Linked DNA regions of Homo sapiens: regions 1 and 3 are each linked to region 2. A link is a loop called in an ENCODE intact Hi-C map of the cell type or tissue named here. Cell type or tissue: chondrocyte. All regions are shown on one strand. Links, peaks and the distances in the headings refer to the core of each region. The heading gives the core; the rest is flanking DNA.

Evidence for each region. A loop is a pair of places that touch in the nucleus more often than their neighbours do. Peaks named below come from ENCODE experiments on the same cell type or tissue, not always from the same donor. Only the 100,000 strongest peaks of a DNase experiment are listed, where the experiment ranks them.
Region 1: a loop joins it to region 2, with 2.9 times the contacts of the local background. A loop is called at or near these places in 6 of 110 quality-filtered maps.
Region 3: it touches region 2 in a loop (3-fold over the local background); 40 of 110 quality-filtered maps call a loop at or near these places.

The regions. Positions count from the first base shown.
Region 1 is chr11:92,378,235-92,385,069 of GRCh38, forward strand. All of the region lies in intron 2 of FAT3 (FAT atypical cadherin 3), which reads left to right. Among named protein-coding and RNA genes, the nearest start is that of FAT3, 160 kb to the left of the region's middle. In chondrocyte, for the core only: no CTCF peak of the experiment used is centred there; no DNase peak of the experiment used is centred there.
Region 2 is chr11:92,222,066-92,228,900 of GRCh38, forward strand. FAT3 (FAT atypical cadherin 3) reads left to right here and starts at 2,753. Exons shown (of 28, transcript NM_001367949.2): 1 at 2,753-3,109. RefSeq lists an enhancer at 4,312-5,169. In chondrocyte, for the core only: CTCF peaks have their summits at 2,682, 2,884 and 4,112; DNase peaks (open chromatin) are centred at 2,596, 2,836, 3,416, 4,616 and 4 weaker places.
Region 3 is chr11:92,882,166-92,889,000 of GRCh38, forward strand. It overlaps FAT3 (FAT atypical cadherin 3), which reads left to right. Exons shown (of 28, transcript NM_001367949.2): 24 at 573-1,228; 25 at 4,835-4,948. Among named protein-coding and RNA genes, the nearest start is that of LINC02746, 30 kb to the right of the region's middle. RefSeq lists a silencer at 4,198-4,492 and an enhancer at 6,319-6,835. In chondrocyte, for the core only: CTCF peaks have their summits at 4,333 and 4,536; no DNase peak of the experiment used is centred there.

The sequences.
Region 1 (6,835 bases), core at 1,331-6,330, 160 kb after region 2:
TCAGATTTCCAGTGTGTTCTGGTCACCTGGCTTGCTCTTCTCTTAAAATGTGTTTAATGCTCTCTTGGCCAGTGGTTAGGCTCATACTTCTTATATTTCTATTATCCAGGAGACTTTATCATCGAGATAGTTATAATCTTTCTTCTATTTTTCATTAAGGTCTTATAAGCCTATTATTGGTGCTGAAGCTCACCAAGACCTCCATACCCTTGCCTCTCTTCAGCAGGTGCTATCTCTTATACCCCAGTTGGAAATGTAGGTTCATTTCAGACAGCAGTTTTCACATAAGGCATTATATACTATTTTAACTATATCAAGGGCCTTGATTTTCACCATCCTCTTAAAGATTTTTAAAAATATCTTCATTCTGAAGTCTCCGAATTTTTATTTTATATGCATTGACTTCTTCTGTTATTTCCTTGCAAAAATACTTTGGTGTTTGTCTTAGTCCATTGGGATTGCTATAACAGAATACCATAAGCTGAGCAGCTTATAAATAACAGAAATGTATTTCTCACATTACTAGAGGCTTGGAAGTCTAAGTGCAAGGAGCCGACAGATTCAGTGTCTGGTGAGGACCTGCTTTCTGGTTCATGGATGGTGCTTTCTGGTTATGTTTTTACATGGTGGAAGGGATGAAGCATTTTTCTCAGGTTGCTTTTATAAGGGCACTAATCCCATTACTGAGGACTGCTGCCCTGTGATCTAATCACTTTCCAAAGGCCCTACTTCCTAATATTATCACCTTGGGGGTTACGAATTCAACATAGGAAATTTGGGTGCACAAAACGTTCAGACAATAGCAGTGTTTTTCCCATTTAGATCTTTGGCCTTGTCATCATACCCCCTGCCACTCCTCTCTCCATATGCTTTCTGTAAGAAACACTTTTCCAACCTCTTTAAAAATATTCTGTTTTCCTCCTTCAGCTTGGAAAACCAAGTTTTAAGCTTGTTCCACAAGTGATTTTGTGCTTTATAATAAGTGAGTTATTTTACATATAGCACAAAGCACATTGCCTAGATTCTTATATATTTATTTCACTTTTCTCGATCCAAAATACATTCATAAATTTGAACCACAAAAGCATTAAAGTGTCAAACATTTCTGTATTTGCCAAGCCATAGCTTTGTTTCTCTTCTGGAAGGTAGCAGAAGTTACTTTTGATGGAGTTATCTTTTTTGACTGGACCAGGAAAAAGGCCCCCATGATGATGAGCAGGAAAGCATCTTTTCTATCTATACCAGGCAGTTCTAAGGTAAGCCAGACCAAAGCAGATGATTCTGTCCCTGCCTCCACCAAAATCACTGTTGGATTGTAGATGAGAAGACAAAATGACTTAAACCTTGGACTGGGACAATTCATTTTCTGACAGCTGGAGGCTCTTATGAACAAGTGAGACCAATATTTGTGGGTTATCTTGGATTTGGCGTACTCATCTCTTCACAGTCAGGAGCAGTCTTCAGAGATGTGATCAAAAACATCATTAAGTACTAGGGTGAAAAATCCATCTTTTTACATTTGGGTTTGAACTTTATGTTTGTCACTGTTTCAGAATTGCTGAAATTACTAGAACAGGGTCTTTGGAGTGGAAGAATTTTGGTTTCTTCATTCTATCCAAATAAGTACAGAAGAAGGTCAACAAGGAATCAGGCCATAGTCTGGAAGACTGATATCCCAGAGTGGCTGTGAGGTAGATGAGGTAAAAAATCAACCTAAAGGGACTGGTTAGGTTCTGAGCTGGAAGAATGTTTGGAGGAAGTAACCGTGAGAGACAGGATGGATAGTTCTCTTGCTTGATGATGTCGTTGAGTCAGAATGCCATCATGCAAACTGATTCGTGTGTGTGTGTGTGTGTGTGTGTGTGTGTGTGTGTGTTCAATGAAGGATAATTGATGTTACGTTTTATAACAGGGATTTTGTGTGAGGAAGGTTAAATTTGAAAACGAATGCGAATGTACTCACCACATGACTGAGTGTCTCCCACCTTCAAGATTCCCATTTGCAGTTGACCTTTGACATTCCTTGTGCCTCTTGCTAATGCTTGGAGTGAACACTTTGGACCTCGTATGTGAAATTCCACTTGCTCTGTGGTTCTCAGTGCTTTGTGGTCTTTAATCAGTTCTGTATGCCTGCCCTGTCTTCCTCTTCCAAGACAACAAGACTTGGCTGTCAGCTTGATCTGTCCATTGTAGTTTATACAGATGTTTCTTTTGTTTTTGTTTGAACGCCCTCAAAGAAACCATGTTGACTGTGCTCCATCACATGAGGCGGTGCCCATGTGTCCTTCATAGTAACACTGTGAGGCATAATTATCCACACTTCAGAGATAATACACAGCCAACACAATTTAGCTTGCTTTATAGAGCTGAGGCAAATCATTTCCCCTCACCCTCAGGCCAGCTCTCTAGTGAGAGATTACCTCTTGGTGACACTTCAGTCTTTGGTTTAGCAGCTAGAATTCTTTTATAGTTTGGGAAGGATATGGGATCACATTTCTATGAGTGGGTGCTGGAATATAGACTCCCATTTTTCACCCTTATACCCTCAGTTAACTTCTCTATGTGAGTGAGCTTCTGATGGGATAAAGTCTTTGGAGAAACCTTAGAATTCTGGTTTTGTTTTTGTTCTATTAAGGTCAAACTCACATAGTATAAAATTCCCCATTTTAAAGTGTACCTTTCAGTGGCATTTATTACATTCACAGTGTTGTACAACTACTACCTCTATTTAGTTCCAAAACATTTTCATCACCCTACCATCACCCATACCCATTAAACTATCACTCCTCATTCTGCCTCCCCTCATTCCCTGGCAATGACCAGTCTGTTTCCTCTCTTTTGTTTTTGTTTTTATAAGAATAGATTATAGCCATATTAAGAATGAGATGCAACTTGACTCATTTATCCAATGACTCATTTATCCAGATGTTAAAAGAGAAAGTAAGAACTTAGGCACTGGAACTTCTTTTATATTCTTATATATCTAGGAGTTGGGCCAGGTGCAGTGGCTCACGCCTGTAATCCCAGCGTTTAGGGAGGCCGAGGCAGGTGGATCACTTGAGGTCGGTCAGGAGTTTGAGTCTAGCCTAGCCAACATGGTGAAACCCTGTCTCTCCTAAAATACAAAAATTAGCTGGGTATGGTGGCATATACCTGTACTCCTAGCTACTTGGGAGGCTGAGGCATGAGAATTGCTCGAACATGGGAGGCGGAGGTTGCAATGAGCCAAGATCACGCCATTGCACTCTAGCCTGGGTGACAAGAGTGAAATCTTTTTTCACCACTTTTTTTTCACCACTCCTTCCATGTGGTGGGTGCATTCACATTTGTTTTCAAATTTAGCCTGTTGTAAAACGTAACATTAATTATCCTTCCTTCCGAAACACCTTTGATCTGACTTTTAAGAAATAAATAGATATATTTTTGTTTAAGCAGGTATATAGGTAGTTAAAATATAATTATTCAATTAACTTTTTCATTTTAAAATTTGGGATTTTTTGGTGAATTATATTAACAGTCCAGGAAAAATGAAAAAATTATTAATTACTATCCTATTTTAAGTACTTCCTTTTTTTCTTAAAGGGAAATATTTTTGAAATGTTGATTGAATATTTATGAGACGATGAGTGTACCAGGTGTTAAAAAGAAAATGAAGGAAATATGAGATGTCTTTTTCTCAAACATTGGTGGGTAGTTTTTGTCCTTTCAGCAGGATTTTTGCTTCAAGAGTTTTTGTTGGTTCTTCATTGCTGCATTAAAGTTACTTTCAGAGGGCTAAATCTCATAAAATGCCAGGATATCAAGGAGAAAATTGAACTCTGGCTCAAATCAATTGCATATTATGTTAGGAGAGAGAGACCTCATGAAAATGCTTCATGTTAAGGGGCAGGAGCTGGATTTTCCTTTGATTCCGGATTTTAATATCAACTGTCAGTATTTAATAGTAAAAAGACATGGCTTCACATGTATTTTTAATTTCCTCAAATTTGAAAGTTGCGTGAGTCTTAAACTGGCCCTTAGAAGTGGATTTCAGAATTGGTGTTTAAAATATAAAATTCACAGAAACTCCTAGTGGGGGGTCAGCTGGAGTGTCATTTTCAGGAATAAGCAATATCTATATTGTTTTTTGTTCAATATTTTGTACAGTTTTCATTTGGTAAATCTGGTTGTTATTAAAGTGACAAAGCTAATGGAATCACCTGCTGAGGCGCTGTCTCCCAGGAAGGCACCTCTAACAAAACCTTTCCTTTCCTGACGGGAGATCATTATGAGATCCTGCCTCGTAAGAGGGACCCCTAAAGGTAGATCTGGAACATTCCTCCATCCTACCTGAGTGTCACTTGGCTTTAATCCTTCTGCCACCATCTAGATACCCATCAGCCTCCAGCTTGGATTCCTTTCAAAAGATACTTAGAAAAAAAAGAAACAACTTTCAGGTTTTGCTAATCTTGAGATATCTACAGTTCTATGACTTTTTCCATGTGTGTATAGAGAAGGATGTGATTGTGTTCCAGTTCAATCTGTCTTAAAGAGTGGTCCGCATGGAGTCAGCAGGTATGGGTAGGCCAGGCTTCTGCCTTTTTAAAATTTTTATTTTCTTCAAATTTTATTTTAAGTTCATGGGTACATGTGTGGGATGTGCAGGTTTGTTACATAGGTAAATGTGTGCCATGGTGGTTTGCTGCACAGATCATTCCATGACCTAAGTATTAAGCTCAGCATCCATTCGCTATTCTTCCCGATGCTCTCCCTACCCCCAGCCCCTGCCTACAAGCCTCAGTGTGTGTCGTTCCCCACCATGTGTCCATGTGTTCTCATTGTTCACCTCCTGCTTATAAGTGAGAATATGCAGTGTTTGGTTTTTTGTTCCTGCATTAGTTTGCTAAGGATAATGGCTTCTAACTCCATTGATGTCCCTGCACAGGACATGATCTCGTTCCATTTTATGGCTGCATGGGATTCCATGGTATATATGTACCACATTTTCTTTATCCAGTCTGTCACTGATGGACGTTTAGGTTGAATCTATGTCCTTGCTATTGTGAATACTGCTGCAATGAACATACATGTGTGTGTATCTTTATAATAGAATGAATTATACTCCTTTGGGTATATACCCAGTAATGGGACTGCTGGGTCAGGCACCAGCATTCCAGATGATTCTAATGTAGGTGATGTGCAGACCACAGTTTAAGAACCACTGTTCTAGCCCCTGAAATCATTTTGGGCCTGATTTTGTCCCACAGTGTATTTGTTTTCCCTCCCAGTTTTGAAGCATGTGAACATTTGGCTAGAAGGCCATGACCTAATCCCAGCCATTAGGAAAAATGTTGATGGATACAAGAGTGAATCAGAGCCCTGAGGCAAGCCACTGGAGACTTCTCTCCAAGTTGACACTCTGCCTTATGAATACTGAAATTCAATCCGTTTTAAACCCCTTTCTTTGGCTTGTCATTTGGCCCACATTTTTCCTGTCTTATCCTCCAGGATCTCATGAGAGATTTTGTCAAATGCCTTGCTGACATCCAGATATGCCAGATTTGCAGAATTACCCTGATGTACCAGTTCAGCAAACACATTTCATTTTTTTTAAAAGGAAAGAATTAAAAAGAGTGAGAGAGAGAGAAAGGAAAATAAAATTTAAAAAGGAAAAGAAAAATGAGATTTAATTTGGTGTGATATTCCTTTTCCTGCTAATCCAAAGATATAAATTTGAACCCACAATTTTTTTTTTGGTTATTTCATCTGGAATCCTGAGATTATAGGATATATTTCACAGTAGTCTCTAAAGCTCAGCAAAGAAATCCATGTGGATTTTCCAGGGAGGTTTCCCCTCCCCAAAGGAACATGTGCAGACTTAAGTGTGGTAAGTCATTAATACTAGCCTCCTTCTTTGTGTGATGGGAAGCGGGTGGTCATTCACCCTCAAGCAGTGATTTTTTTTGGGAGCAGTGCAGAGAGGGGCATTTCCCTGTATAAATCTGAAGGCTTCAAAGTGGTCACTTCATACCATCTCATTTTGAGTCAGACCACCCTCACTACTGCTAAGAAGCCTTAATAAGTGTGTCTGTTCTTCTTGTGTATTGGAGAGGAAACAGGTAGAGAGTTGTTACCCTAAAGAGAAGGGAAAATTCTTTGAGCACATTTGAATGACAAAATTATATTTCTCATCGAGTTTCTTTTTAGAAAAAGGGAAGAAAATAGATGTGTCTTGGAATTCTGTCCATGAGACCACAGAAAAGAACTTTGACTCATAACTTCTTTAAGCAAATTCCTCCCCCAGCCCTTTGCCCCATGATGTGTTGATTCATTGTGAAAATCTAAAGCAAACCAAATTTCAGCACATACAGAAGCCAGAGTAGTCAGCATCAGGGAGATCATGCACTGCTATCATCCCTGGAAGACTGATGTTTCAAAGGCTCAGCTAATGTGCTTCCTGATGTACGGGTTAAAAAAGTGGGAGAAGCAAATTAATTACATTCAAAAGGAATTTAAAGGAGACTAATCAGTGCAGTGGAAGAGACCAGGAGCTGTTTACAGATGTGCCAAGATGTAGAGAAATCAGTATTGGCTTTGTCTGGAAGAAGGAGTGGGGCTCCTCTTCTCTAGCTAATTAAAGCAAGCTTATCTGTAAATTTAGTTATTCATAAAGCTTGCTTCCACGGAGCTGCTGTTTTTCTAATAGGATGGGAAGGCTGGGTTTCTGTAAATGTGGGTCAGTCATGTGATTAAGTGACCCAGATTTCCGCAGACAACCAAAAGAAAGAGCAGAGAGAGGATGTGCCAGCTCCTGACTGCACAGCACAGCATGGGCACACCTAATGCCTCCTCCCTA
Region 2 (6,835 bases), core at 1,004-6,003:
GAATATTTATTGAATATGTACTAATATTTATTGAGTGTGCCAGGCTTTATGCAGGGATAGAAATGTAAATATGACAGATTCTTGACTTTCATAAAGCTCACTGTTTTATCAACTCTATGCCTTCCACTGTAGTGACACAGTGGCACCCCTCCCCCGAGCCACATCACCTTTTTTTAAAGAAAGAGTCTTAATCCATCAGCCATGCTGGAGTGTAATGCGGCAATCATAGCTCACTGTAACCTGAAACTCCTGGGCTCAAGTGATTCTCCTGCTTCAGCCTCCCAAGTAGCTGAGTCTAAAGACATGAGACACTATATGTAGACACTACACTGGCCTAATTTTAATTTTTGAGGAGGTGGAGTCTTGATATGTTGCCTAGGCTGGTCTTGAACTCCTGACCCCAAGTGGTCATCCAGACTTGGCCTCCCAAAGTGCTAGGATTCCAGGCATGAGCCACTGTGTCTGGCTGGCACTTTAAAAAAAAAAATACAGTCCCCTTATACAATCAGAATTATTAGCACAATGAATAGTAAATGCTATGCAAATCTAAAATGACCAGAGGAGTGTCCCATTAGATAAACCACTCTACTATTTTTGCAGGAAGTCTCTTACCCACAGGCTATAATGGCTTATGTCAGCCCTGGGAGTAGAGACTGTTTACTTTATTATGTATGTACTGCCTAGGGATGGGGAGGCTGAAATTTAGACAGATTTCTCTACTTATCTCTAAGGCACCTCTGAGGCATTAAAGAACATTTGGGGAAGCTGAAATCCAGGAGCTACACCAGCAGCAGAAGTGGCCACTCCTCCAATCACCTGGCAGTCTTCCCAGGCAGAAGGTAGAAGATGCCTGGCCTCCTTGCCAGCACTCCTTCCTTGAGCATCCCAGTGGCCAAACCACCACCAGCCGACTCTACCCAAAGTGCCTGGTTGCAGGAGCCAGGCACTCAGGTGGGAAATACCTTGATTCTTTAAAACCTTTGATGCAAAGTTAGCTGCATTCTGTCACAAGGAAAATGCCATGCCAGGGACATATTTATATGACAATAAACTTTTAGTGCCTTAGAAAGTTGCTGAATAAAACTAAAATCAGAATAAAATTAATCAGATGCTAACATTTTGGAGAGCAGGTAAGTTTTCCTAGCTCTGTTAGTGGTTTCCTTCACTCCAGACCTATCTTCTGGCCTTCCGTGACAATGAAGCCCTTGGTAACATCATGCTTATTACCCCCGAATTAGCTGATGTATGAGGAGCTGTCACCGTTCCTTAGTATTCACATTAAAATCTCAGGGCGGAATGACCAGAGCATGCCGGGTGCTTTATGTGGCAGTCAAGGCAGCGAGGCTGCTGGAGGCTTTCAAGGGGAACTTTCCACCCGTGGGGCGTGGCGAGGCCTTTGTGTAACTGTGAACAGGGCAGAGGTCCCAGGCTGGGAGCGCGAAGGCCAGAAAGGTAAACTCAATCGGCATTTTAAAGCGCTTGCTCTAGTGATTGAGCACATAGCCCTCTAGAAGCAGCCCTACTTCGCCCTCCAAAGAGAATTTCGTGTTTCAAAAAAAAGTAACGATTTCCTCTGGGGAAGAGATCTGCAGTCCTGGGGTCCCTTTCTCCTGGTGCCAATGGTAGAGTTGGGGAGAAAGTTCCCGATAGAGAGCATAGGAGGAAATGCGCCAGCTGTGCTTGCCTTAGAGACATATGTGAGTTGAGCTCTCTCTCTCCTCTCTCTCTCTCTCTCTCTCTCTGTGTGTGTGTGTGTGTGTGTGTGTGTGTGTGTGTGTGTGTGTAGGTGGCGAGTGGAGAGGGTTAAGGCTGCTTCTTTGCTGGGGGGAAAAGAAAGGCAAAAGTGTGAGGATACACAGAGCAGGGAACGAGTGGAGTCCCCTCTCCACCGGGGCAGTGTGAGAACGGAGGGCGTGCAGTCAGGGGGTCCTAGGACTTGGGTGGGTGCTGCAGAAGTGACCAGGAGGGCTGACAGGGTGGAGATGCAATCATCAAGCTCCAAATCAATCATCCACCCCTTCAGAGTCCCTGTCCTCCATTAAGACAAAAAAATGTTTAAAACATATTGGGGGCAGAGGAAGAGTGAAGAGATTGGACCACGTTAGCTGCTTAGTCTAGTTCCCTCCTCCACAAGGCAATCGGATGACCCCAGGATCTCAATGTTTAGGAAAGTCGTAGGAGCCCTCACTGGGAGGCACATTTTTAGTCCAGAGGCACGACATTTGATGGTTTAATCTTCACACTACAAACTAGCCTTGGGACGTTATATAAACCATGTTAACCTCGATGTGCCTCAGTTTCCTCTTTGTCCCAGGAGAGTAACGCGTTCTCTGTCTTCACAGGGATGTGGTGCGGGTGAGACTCAATGCACTGTGCGAAAGCTCTCCCAAGCCAGCAAGCACCACGCTCTCCCCGCGGCAGGAAAGTACGTTGGTGTCATCCTAGAGCCCCAGAGGGCTGAGGGAAGACTCGAGCTCTAAAATTAGCCGCTTCCAGGCCCGGCGCCGGGAATGCCCTCCAGTTCGCCGCGCCTCCTCCGCCGCCCCCTCCCGCGCGCCCCCTCTCCCCTGCGCCACGCTCCTAGATCGCTAGTCATCCCCGCCGCCGAGGCTCCTCTCCCCCTCGCCCTTTTCGCTCGCGGTTTGGGAGGAGGAGACTGCGAGAGACAAGCGCGAGGGGGAGACTGGAGAGGGGCTTGGCCGTGCGTCGGCGTCGGCTGTGATGGGGAGCCCGGAGCAGCCAGGCGGCGAGCAGTAGCGGCGGCGGCTGCAGCTCGGAGCAGACAGGAGAGCCGGCGCTCCTCCCCGCAGGCTGCGCTGTGAACTGGCCTGCGGATTGGGATCTCGCGCCTCCCGTCCCTCTCCTCCCGCTGCTGTTCTCTTCATCTCGGCTCCCCTCCTCCGCTTGCGAACCCCCGGCGGCGGCGGCGGCGGCGTCCCGAGCGCAGAGCGCTTCTGCTCGCGGCCTCAGTCCCGGCTAGCGCGCGGTGGGCGCTGCGGCGGCAGCAGCCGGGGGACCGGCTCGCCCGGAGCAAGAGCGCCGAGCACCGGGTGAAGAAGACCACGGGGGAGGCGCCTCGTAGAGCCGTGGATCGCCAGCGGAGGCAAGGGTGCGTGGGGATTTGTAGCGTGATGATTTGGCTGCCTGGTGCACCGACTGGAGCGCGCCTGCCGGAGCACAGCCTCAGCTGCTGGGTGCAAATGGGCTGCGAGGTGGGCTGGGGAGGCGAGAGCCGACGAAGCGCGTGGGGGAAACTTTTCACCTTGTAAAGTTCCAACCTCCGCGCAGCCCCGAGCCGCCGTTGCTACCGCTGCAAACAGGAGAAGAGGGTGGCTTGGCCCCGCGGCGGGAGCCGGGAGGTTTACACGGAGAGTTGGCCAAGTTTGGGGCTGAGGATCTGGGGAGGGGTTGCGAGGGGGGTTGCGGATCAGTGCACCCATCCCCGGCTCCCAGCCGCCCCTGCAGGTGGATGAGAAGGTTCAGGTGGCGAGCCTGCTTGGCAGCCGGTGCCTCTCGGGCGCAGTGGGGGATGTTCAGATGCCGATGGATGATGCACTTAGGGGACCCCGAGGTGCAAGTTGGGTCATCGCTAGGCGAGGCGCGGCGCAGAGAGGGAGCCCAGCCTCCACTTTCGCTAGGAAAGGGAAAGGGTTACCAGTCTGCGGGTCCGTTCCCCACGCCTGACTCGGGCTTGCGGGGCTTGTGGTCAGGGTGAGATGTAGTGAACGGCGGCGGCGGCTCTTCGACTGGGGACGACATCCTTTACGGAGTGGTTGGGGACAGAGACTGTCCCTGCTATCTTGACAAGGAGAGGGAACCGGAATGCTTTGCGAGAGTGCATGATTTTTGGCGGGCGTGTGGGAAGGCTGCTTGTCTTTGAAAAGAAAGCAGCGCGGGTCTGACCATCCCCAGGAGTGCGGAGGAGCTGTCTCCGGATTGGGGGCGAGAACGCCAGGGGCACCAGCTCCGAGCTCAGGCCCCACTCCCGGGCGGTTCGGGACGAATCCCCTCTACAGGCCAGTGTGTGTGCAGGGCAAGTGTAGGGGGCTGAGGGGCGCTGGCGGGGAGGCAGTAGAGGTGGCCTGGACCATCTTGGCGCGGCGCGCGGTGAGCGCGAGGATTCCGCCAGTGGGAGTCGCTGAGCTAAAGTGCATCTGGCCCCCCGGCTTGCATGATGGCGAGCCCGGATATTTTTAGCTGTGCTGTGATCTGAATTCCCTCCTCTCCTCTCTCGTTGACTTTTGTCACATGTGCTTTCCGAGATGGTTTAACATTGAACATGATTGGGCTTTGCGGAAAGCAACTTTTATTCACTTTCCACCGTTCTCCTCTTGTGGGCGGGGGGTGGCGGGGGCGTGCTTGGGGCAAGGATGCAGGGGTGGCCGGAGTTTGGCTGCGAGCTAAGAGAGCCGCTTGGGTTGCTCGGGATGAGAGGAACAGGGGTGCTCCCGGGGTGTGGGTGTGCTGGCGGTGACATCCTGAGGCTGCAGCTCGCTGGAATAATGGGCTCAAACCAGGCGGTGGAGAGGGGTCCCCGGAATGGACGTCGGGGGCGGGGAGGCTGCGGAGACCCTGCGAGGTCTCCGTGAAGGACTAGGAGGGGCTCCCGGGAGGGAGTGGCGCCTGCGGCCCGGAGCGTGGGCGGCCGGTGGCTCTGGCACGCGGAATCTGGTGGACTCCTAGCGCCTCGGCCGGGAGCTCCAGCTCCATCCCGCCGCCGCCGCGCGCCCAATGGGACTCAGCTTCGGGTTTGGGCGAACCTGCAGCAGCCGCGGCGGGAGGGAGGGACGCTGGGACCGCGGTAATGATTGAAGTCTTTTTCCCCCCTCTCCCCTCCTCCCGCTCCTCTCCGCCCCCAGACTCTGGCGCGTTTGTTTTCCAAGTTGGATCCCACTTCCATTTACAAGTGTCAGACAAACCCGCGAGAACCTCCCCCAACCCGCCCCGGCCCCAGCCAGACTAGGGAGGGCGCCCAGGGGGAGGGGGCGAGCTGTCTGGGCAGTGCCTGGGGAGGTGCGACGCGCCCACCCGGGGCTTGAGCGGCTGGGGTTCCTGTGCGTGGGTCCTTAATGTTTAAAAGATACACATGAACAGCAACAAAACCCAAACCACTCGTGGCCACTTGTTTTCTGCCGCTTTTCTCCCACTTGCCTCGGACATATTAATTTTCTGGCCCCGACGCTAGTCTTTTCAAAGGCGAGTCCGGGGTAGTGGGAGGAAGGGGCGGGGGAGCAGGCCTACCAGTTCATCACGGTGGATTTGTGCTCCTGGCTTTGTTGCTAGGATTAGATTCTCTGATTGTGCCCAGGCTAAGTTAAAATAAAAGCAGAGAGACAGAGAAGCGGCCAGAAAGACTGCAGACGACTTTGCCTGGATCCAGGCGGCAAACTCAGGTGGTGGAAAGGGGAAGCCCGCCATCTAGGAATTGAGGACCGAGGTGCCCACATCTCAGTATCGATCAAACAGAGCCCAGATTTCTTCTCCACCAGCAGACACTGAACTTCTCTTCACATTTACTGAATGCTTGAATGATGTTCTGGTGTGACGTGGAGATTTGAATCTGAGAAGGAAAGGAAGGGAGGAGGGGATGGAGGAGAGAAGAGAGAAGAGATTTGAGAGACTGAGATTCTTCAGAATCCTAGAAATTGCACAAAGCCAACTGCTTCTGCTTTTTTTCTTTCTTCTTCTTTTTTTTTTTTTTCTTTATTCCTAAATTGGAGCAATTGAACAGTGAGAGAATAAGGAACAGCCAAGGAAACCAGGGCTCTAAGAGACAAAGACAAAAAAAAAGCATAATAACTTTAGCACTTTGATGTGCTTCTTATTTAATAGGGTTGGAGTGGGGGAAGTTTTTTTTATTTTTTTTTTAACATTTTACAAGGAGAAAAGTTGTCTCTTAGAATTAAACCGAATGTTGATATTCAATCATGAATCTCAGTTGTTGCCTTTTTGGAACTTGAACAATGAGTGATGCTGGGGCCAGTTTCTGTGCACAGTGCACTGGGATGAGAAAGTTCCCAGAACTGTCCAGTTATAATGTCTTCATATCATCTGAATCACACAGAGAACTCCACATGAAAGGCAGCTGGCTCAGAGATCAGAAATCAGTCAGCTGCTGGGCTGGCTCCATCTCTTGTGGCTGCAGGATTTTCACAGCCAGGGTTTGTTGACCAGCGACTGGCTCTCAAGCCTTTTAGAAATCTTTCTTTCAAATTTTATTTATTCTGGTCTCTGGCGGAGTCATTTTGGGGATTTTTTTAATAGGACCCAGTCTGTCTGTTAACTAGCAATTACAGTTGTGCTGAGCTACTCAAAAATGAAATGAGTAGCAATAAACAGTGGATACCCACTGACCTGTATGCTATACGGTTATTTTGCTAGCCCACAGCCTTTGTAAAGCTATGGCTCTTCAGGCTGCTCACAGAAGAACATTTTGATGTGTCAGGTTATGTTATCATCCCTGCTTTCTTCTTCATACGATCCTGAATGACCTTAGCTAATCTGGCTGATGAATTATGTCAAATAGAAAGAAGTAGGCAATTACCAGGCAGGAGAGGGTATTTAGTCATTACCAGCAGGTCTGAGGAGTGCTCCTGGTGGCTGTTGCGTTGTTATGCTATATTAATAGCTCACAAAGCATAAAGGACTATTGTGGCTTTATTTTACCAGTTGTGGCATTGGGGTATGGCATTCCTTCATAGCCCACATCTGTCCAGTTGCCTGGTGGGTTGGCTTTTTCCTCTAGGGCAAGAAGGAGAAAGATAGTAATGAGGATATTTGATTTTTTTTTCCATTGTGGGGTCATCCCCAGGTTTTTCTTTTTTTTCCTTCTGCA
Region 3 (6,835 bases), core at 1,635-6,634, 660 kb after region 2:
CTGTTTTGAGGCTCTTTCTACTCTTTATTTCTCTCATTTAGTGTGAATATCCATATGTTTCACTGCAGAAACACTGGTATTTTTGATTATGGGATACTACGGCCAGCACCAATTTCTGTGAGGGGGAGGAGTATTTTACATAATGTGAAAGATATGTGCTGCATGTCCTTGCTAAAACTGCACAATTTTAAATTCTGAGATGCATCTGCTCCCGCGGATTTGGAGTCCAGTACCTTTTCAATAGCATCTGTTATTCTTTCTCTTTCTCCTCCTCTCCTCTCCCACCTCAGTCTCTTCCTTTCCCCCAACCCAGGTAGGAAAGGAAGACCTGGGAGAGATTGGGTTGGGAGGAACACCTTAAGGCAAGGTGATGACTTGGGGACCACAGTGGCCACAGAAATGCCTAAATTAACTCCCCCTCCCCCCCCCCACCAACCATCTTTGTCCTGCTTCATCTGTACCCTTTAGGTGCATCGTTTTCTTTTAAAGATGTCTGTGTTTTCTCGAGTTCCCGTATACCAACGTGTGTGCACTGGTCCTGACGGTGGGGAGGGGCTTCTGTGTCGCCGCAGGTGTGAGGAGGACATCAATGAGTGCGAACGAGAGGAGTGTGAGAACGGAGGCTCCTGCGTGAACGTGTTCGGCTCCTTCCTCTGCAACTGCACGCCGGGCTACGTGGGCCAGTACTGCGGGCTGCGCCCCGTGGTGGTACCCAATATCCAGGCTGGCCACTCCTACGTGGGGAAGGAGGAGCTCATCGGCATCGCCGTGGTCCTCTTCGTCATCTTCATCCTGGTGGTTCTCTTCATAGTCTTCCGCAAGAAGGTCTTCCGCAAGAACTACTCCCGCAACAACATCACGCTAGTGCAGGACCCGGCCACCGCCGCCCTGCTTAACAAGAGCAATGGCATCCCGTTCCGGAACCTGCGCGGCAGTGGGGACGGCCGCAACGTCTACCAGGAGGTGGGGCCCCCGCAGGTCCCCGTGCGCCCCATGGCCTACACACCCTGCTTCCAGAGTGACTCCAGGAGCAACCTGGATAAGATCGTGGACGGGCTGGGAGGCGAGCACCAGGAAATGACCACGTTTCACCCTGAGTCGCCCCGCATCCTGACAGCCCGGCGGGGCGTGGTCGTGTGCAGTGTGGCCCCCAACCTCCCCGCCGTGTCACCCTGCCGCTCCGACTGCGACTCCATCCGGAAGAATGGCTGGGACGCGGGAACTGAGAGTGAGTAGGAAGTGGTAATGCTCACCCCTCGGTGCTTACAGGGAACCTGCAGGGGCGCTGTGCGAGGACGCTACGGGAAGGGAGAGAGACCCCGCATGCAGAGCATTCGCTATGACATGTGCTGATGTCGAATGTGCACACCAGCTCTGGAAAATTGTCCTGGTTCTGGTTCCCATTTACAGATGGGAGAAATGAAGCTCAGAGAGGGTAACATCATGAGCCCAAGGTGAGGCAGCTAGTAAGAGGCAGTCAGTACCCCAACTCAAGTCTTCCAGGCTCCAAAACCCATCCTCTTCTCACAATAGCGGGCCACTGGTCAAAGTGCAAAAGAAAAGAAGAAAGTATACTAGTTATTGTGTATAAATTATAATAGTGTGTGTGTGTCTGGGCCTATGTACAAAGTGCAAAAAGCCACTTGAGTGATGTCCAGAAGTGTGCTCTGGAAGGCTGGAAGAAGAGAGTATTTCCAGTCTTAGAATGAAGACTTGAGAGAAGCAGAGGGACACTTCAATTGGACCATGATGAGTTAAAGAGTCTGGGGAAAGGAGGATATTCCACCGTAGGGGGACCCATGTGATCAGAAGAAAAGCAAGTCATTTCTTCTTGGCTGGAATGTAGAGACCATGAAACAAGAGGGGGATCCACAAGGCAGAAAGGTGGTCTGGGCCAGATGGAGGTGTTTGCCTCTTCACTTGGCCTCACACAGCAACATTCTAGGCACAGGGAAGAGCCACAGGTGCAAAAGTCCTGGGGTGGGAAGGAGCTTGGTGTGTAGAAGAACACAGAGGAGGTCGGTGCAGTTGGAGCTTGCTGAGCACCAGAGAACGGATACATTTTAACAGCAGCACTATTGCAGGTTTTTAAGTAAGTGACTGGCATGATAATTTACATTTTTTAAAGCTGGCTCTGGCTGATCCTAGGAGAAGAAATTGAACAGGCTTTCTTCCCAAAAAGGGAAGAAAGCAGAGGGCCAGTAAGGTACTCTCTGTGAACATCTCTGTGAGAGATTGTTTTCCCTGCTGTAGTGTCCATCACAAGGAGACTAAAGGAAGCTTTGCTGTAACCTATAACTTCATCAGGACAAATGGCTTTGTATCGCAGTAGCAGCTGTGTCCTAGGTAGCCTAGAAGGCTATGGTTATAGCACTGTGGCATATGCTGAGGGAGAAGGAGGAAACAGGAAGTTTTCAGATGGAGCTAGAGACCATGGGCAGCCAGGGAGATAAAGGTTTTCTTCATGGAGGAAGGGGATATTCCTACTGATATCTTTAAGCATGAGTAAGATTTCAGTAGGACACTTTGGAGATGCCCTCCCAGGAACAGGAAGCAGCTCAGTGTAGAGGACAAGTAAAGGGTTACCCGAGAGATGTCTGGCTCTGTTGTTCAGGTGAGAGGTCAAGGTTAGAAGTGAAAGTTTGAACAACATCTGCATGTAGGATGGTGGACTCTGTAGGAGGGTGAACTCACCAAGGGAACAAGAACAGAGAGGATGGTCAAACCAGGCCTCCAAAAGAACCCTGGAGATGACTACATGTGGGCTTTGGGCAGAAGGGGAGAAGCCAGGCAAGGAGACAAACACTTGCCAACAAAGAAAGAGGAGGGAAAAGGAGAGGACCCTTGTGCAGAAGCCAAGAGAATGTCAGTAAGGTCATCAGTGTTGAATGCTGTGAAACCGCCAAGGAGGACACAGGCTAAAATAGATGTATAGTGAGCCTGATGACGAGAGGAGTCAGCATCTCAAGAGCTTCTCAGTAGAGCCATCAAGGCAGAAGCCAGAATGCAAGGGTTGAGAACCAAGAGGTTTGATGAGAAAGTCAGGGCAGCAGGTGAATGTGAAGCACACTGCTGTGTGTTGCATCATCTCCTTAAACCATCATAGTGCCCCCATGTTGGTACCATTACCAGGCCATCATTCCACGGAGGAAAAAACTCCCTTCAATGGGTGAAATACGCACCTGAAGGCACCTAACTAGCAAAAGGAGAAGTTAGGATTAAAACCTGTGCTCTTACCAGCACTGTTCTTGGGAGCTTTGGCAGGAAGGAGGGTGAGCGGTATTAGAGGAAGAGGATTTCTTGGTGATAACAGAGGGCCAAGAATGAATTCTTTCTATTCTAGTGCTGCCCCAACTTGCTATCTGCTGATTGTCTTTCTGTAGACACATGTATTTTAAGCAGTTGCCCTTGAATTTCAGCCATAAATATACTCCCTCTCAAATTATCTGTTGAGTTAGACTCCACTATAATCTTGCCAATCCACTAGCTAATAGGCTCTTTTTTATTTAGCAATAAAAAAGGGGGGAGTTAATAAATGAAGGAGTGGAGAAAGGAGTTTTATGCTCAGCACTTCATTCACCAGAGTGGATTATTTGTCATTTCCTTCCTTGTGTTCAGGGCTAAGCTTGTGCACACCTTGTGGTTTTCTGAAGCTCATCGTCATATTTTCTGCAACATGGCTGTTAGGAGGTGAATGTCTCCCTGGCATATCTCTCCACTTACATCGGTCGTTTAGCCAACTCCTGTGGCCTCAGCCTCTGACAGCAGATGCAGAGCCACCATGCCTGTTCCTGACACCACCCTTTTTGGAAGAAACGTGATTTCTGTGGCCACGGAGAGGAACAAATGTTCCTTTAATCACAAGTCTGTATCTCTTTGTACCATTGCGTTACATGATGATTTGCAGCTCTTCCTGGTGATCACTGCCCTCACTCCTTGCTGATGTGACAGCTTTATTTCCAGAATTCACCTCAGGCCAAAACTCACATTTCCCCCCAAAGTATTGTTGGGTTGTATTGAATACATTTCCTTCTTTGTTAAGCAAGGCAGAGTTAGCTGGTGAGACAATTTCTGGGCTACTAATTCATTTTGCACTTGGCAACCTCAAGATATAGGCTGTTTTTATTGCTTCCTTTAGTCCATCAAATAAGAAAGTAGCCCTGGTGTGTGTGTGTGTGTGTGTGTGCACGCATGTGCATCTGTGTGTTTCTGACTGTCTTTGTACGGTAAAGAAGGAGGACATATGTGGTTAAGGGCATATCCACACCACTGCCAGCCCTCCTACCTGACACAGGGTGCAGAACATGGTCACTCCCAAAAATGATACAATGCTGCCCTCTAGGAGGCAAAGCTGAAAATTCCACTTACTGTCCAGAGATGGAAGTTAGGATAAATGTAAAGGCATTCTTGCCTATAAAATATTTATACCCCATTTTAAAAGTTATCTCATTTAACCTGGTGTTGACACCTCATCAGTTCATGTAAATGATGTAAATTAACTCTGAATGGCAAAGAGCAATGCAGCCACTTCATCCTCATTTCACTCTTCACTCAGTTGCTTCACTTCGAGGAAGAAACAGCCACTTTTGGCTGTCAGCTGTTTGGAAGCTCATTTACTATGGGCTAAGGGTTTCGAATCCATAATGTAAATCACTTGATTGACAGAACTTTGCCCCCAGTGGCACAGTCAATTTTCTACTGTGGAGCTAAATTATTTTCTCTAAGCAAATGAAAGTGCCTCGAGAAGTGAACTAGCTGAGAGGGGTGGGTGGGACTGGAAATAGGCACAAGGTAACCAGTGTAATTTCTGCTTTCTCTTTCACTGTCCATGAAGACAAAGGGGTTGATGACCCGGGAGAAGTGACCTGCTTTGCAGGTAGTAATAAAGGCAGCAACTCTGAAGTTCAGTCCCTCAGCTCCTTCCAGTCAGATTCTGGTGACGACAATGGTAAGAAGTCATCAGATTTGTTCGGAGCGGGTGGGTTCTGCTTCCTGTTCTGGAAGACCATGGTTGGGAGGAGGGTGGTGCAACTGGCTTTGTTTCTCAACCTGTTCATGGGCTTTTGAGCGTGTTCACCAGGTCCCTGGTTTACTCCATTGTTGGGTGTCATTGCCAAAGGAGCCCCCATTGAGCTGTAGCTGTGAGCAGGCCCAGAGATCTGTATCAGGGGTTGATGTAGTTACCCTGGGCCTCCAGTAGTGAGTCCTCTTTTATTTGGTTTGTGGTGGAACTACTTCATCCCAAATGATATTCTCTAGCAGACAGAGTAATTTCTTTCTTTTTTTATTTTACCAATGATCTCTTCCCTCTTCACTGTACATCCAACATCCCCGTCATTAGAAATTAGTTCAGAGACAAAAACCTTCTTATAGAACCAGTGGAATCTTCATTCAATTGAATCCCCCTTGTAATCATTTGGGTTATGGGCTGTTGGAGAATTTATTAAAAACTGTGAAGCAGCTCCTTAGAAAAATGCACATACACCCAAAATGTTGCATGCAATTTCTCGTGGTTCACAGACTTTGTTGACACTCCAAAGCTGCTACCTCTACCTCTTGTGAACTTATGCTTATGGAGAGGGTGCTAATGTTGGACTGGGTTTTCTGAGCTGAGGAACCAGCTTCGGAGGATGGGTTGTTCTCCCCAGGGCAGGGGAGGGAAGCAGGAACAGTCATAAAACAGTGAGTGTTTTCAACGTGCTGGGTAAACTAAGAATAATTTCAAACAGTCATCCACAGAGACAAGCAGCCTTACCTTAGGTCATTTTCCCATTTGTCAGCAACTAGCAACAAATGGATACTTATTAATTTATGTAATCATTCAATCTATAAATCCTTGCTGAATTTTTTGCATGTGCTGAGTCCTTTTCCCAGAGTACAAAATGAGAAAGGCATAGCCCTTGTCTTCAAGGCAAATACAGAAACAGGTGAGCTCCAAGACCATAGAAGCAATCATGGAAGTAAAAGAGCCTATTTTCATCACCACTTTCAAATGATGGCACTTCTGAGAAGTGCAGATGCCTTCAGTGTATCTATCTACTGGGACAACAAATCACCTAACAGTGGACTTTTTCTGACCATTATCGGAAGGTCAAAGACACACTCCCAGATCTGTCTGCCTTGATGTATCCTCTTTTCCTCCTCCCTAGCCAGAAGAAAAGCTGTGGCTAGTTTGCACTTTATATAGAAATACCTAAGAATATAGAGTCCAGAGTCCAGGCAGCAGCTCCAACAATGATGCCTGGTTAACTGTTCTCATGGGCTCTGCTGTGTGCACCCTGAGGATCACACTCTTGCCCTTTTAGGGTTAACCTTCCAAGTTGGTCCCAAATGAGGCAGGTGGTGTTAGGAACTTTCATCAAATTGGTTTTAAGCCTGATCACCTCTCCACAAGCCTTTGTACTGAGCATTAAGGCAACCCATATAGACCACAGATATCTCCTTCTCTATTCTAATTATTCGAGAGGCCAAATGCTGACTTCTGTCCACACTTTACTGGTGGGAGCTAGGCCTTGGGTCGTTCTGGGCTGTCAGTGGCATTATGTGACCGTGAAGCCATCAACCCTGCAAAGGTTATCCTCTATCACTGGCATTTGGTTCAGAGCAGCATGACTGACCAACAAATAATTATCCCCGGAAATAGTGAGGTCTTCCTCTGAGAGCCTTTGGGAGTTGTTAACGATAAATTAGCAAGAGCTTGATGAGCCACTGCCTTCCTAAATTGATTTTGCTGAGTCATGAGGGGTGACTTTATGACTCAGCAATCATGACCTATCCTGCCTTTCAGGAGGACTGGCATTGGATTTGCTGCCATTTATCTTCCATTCCACAAATC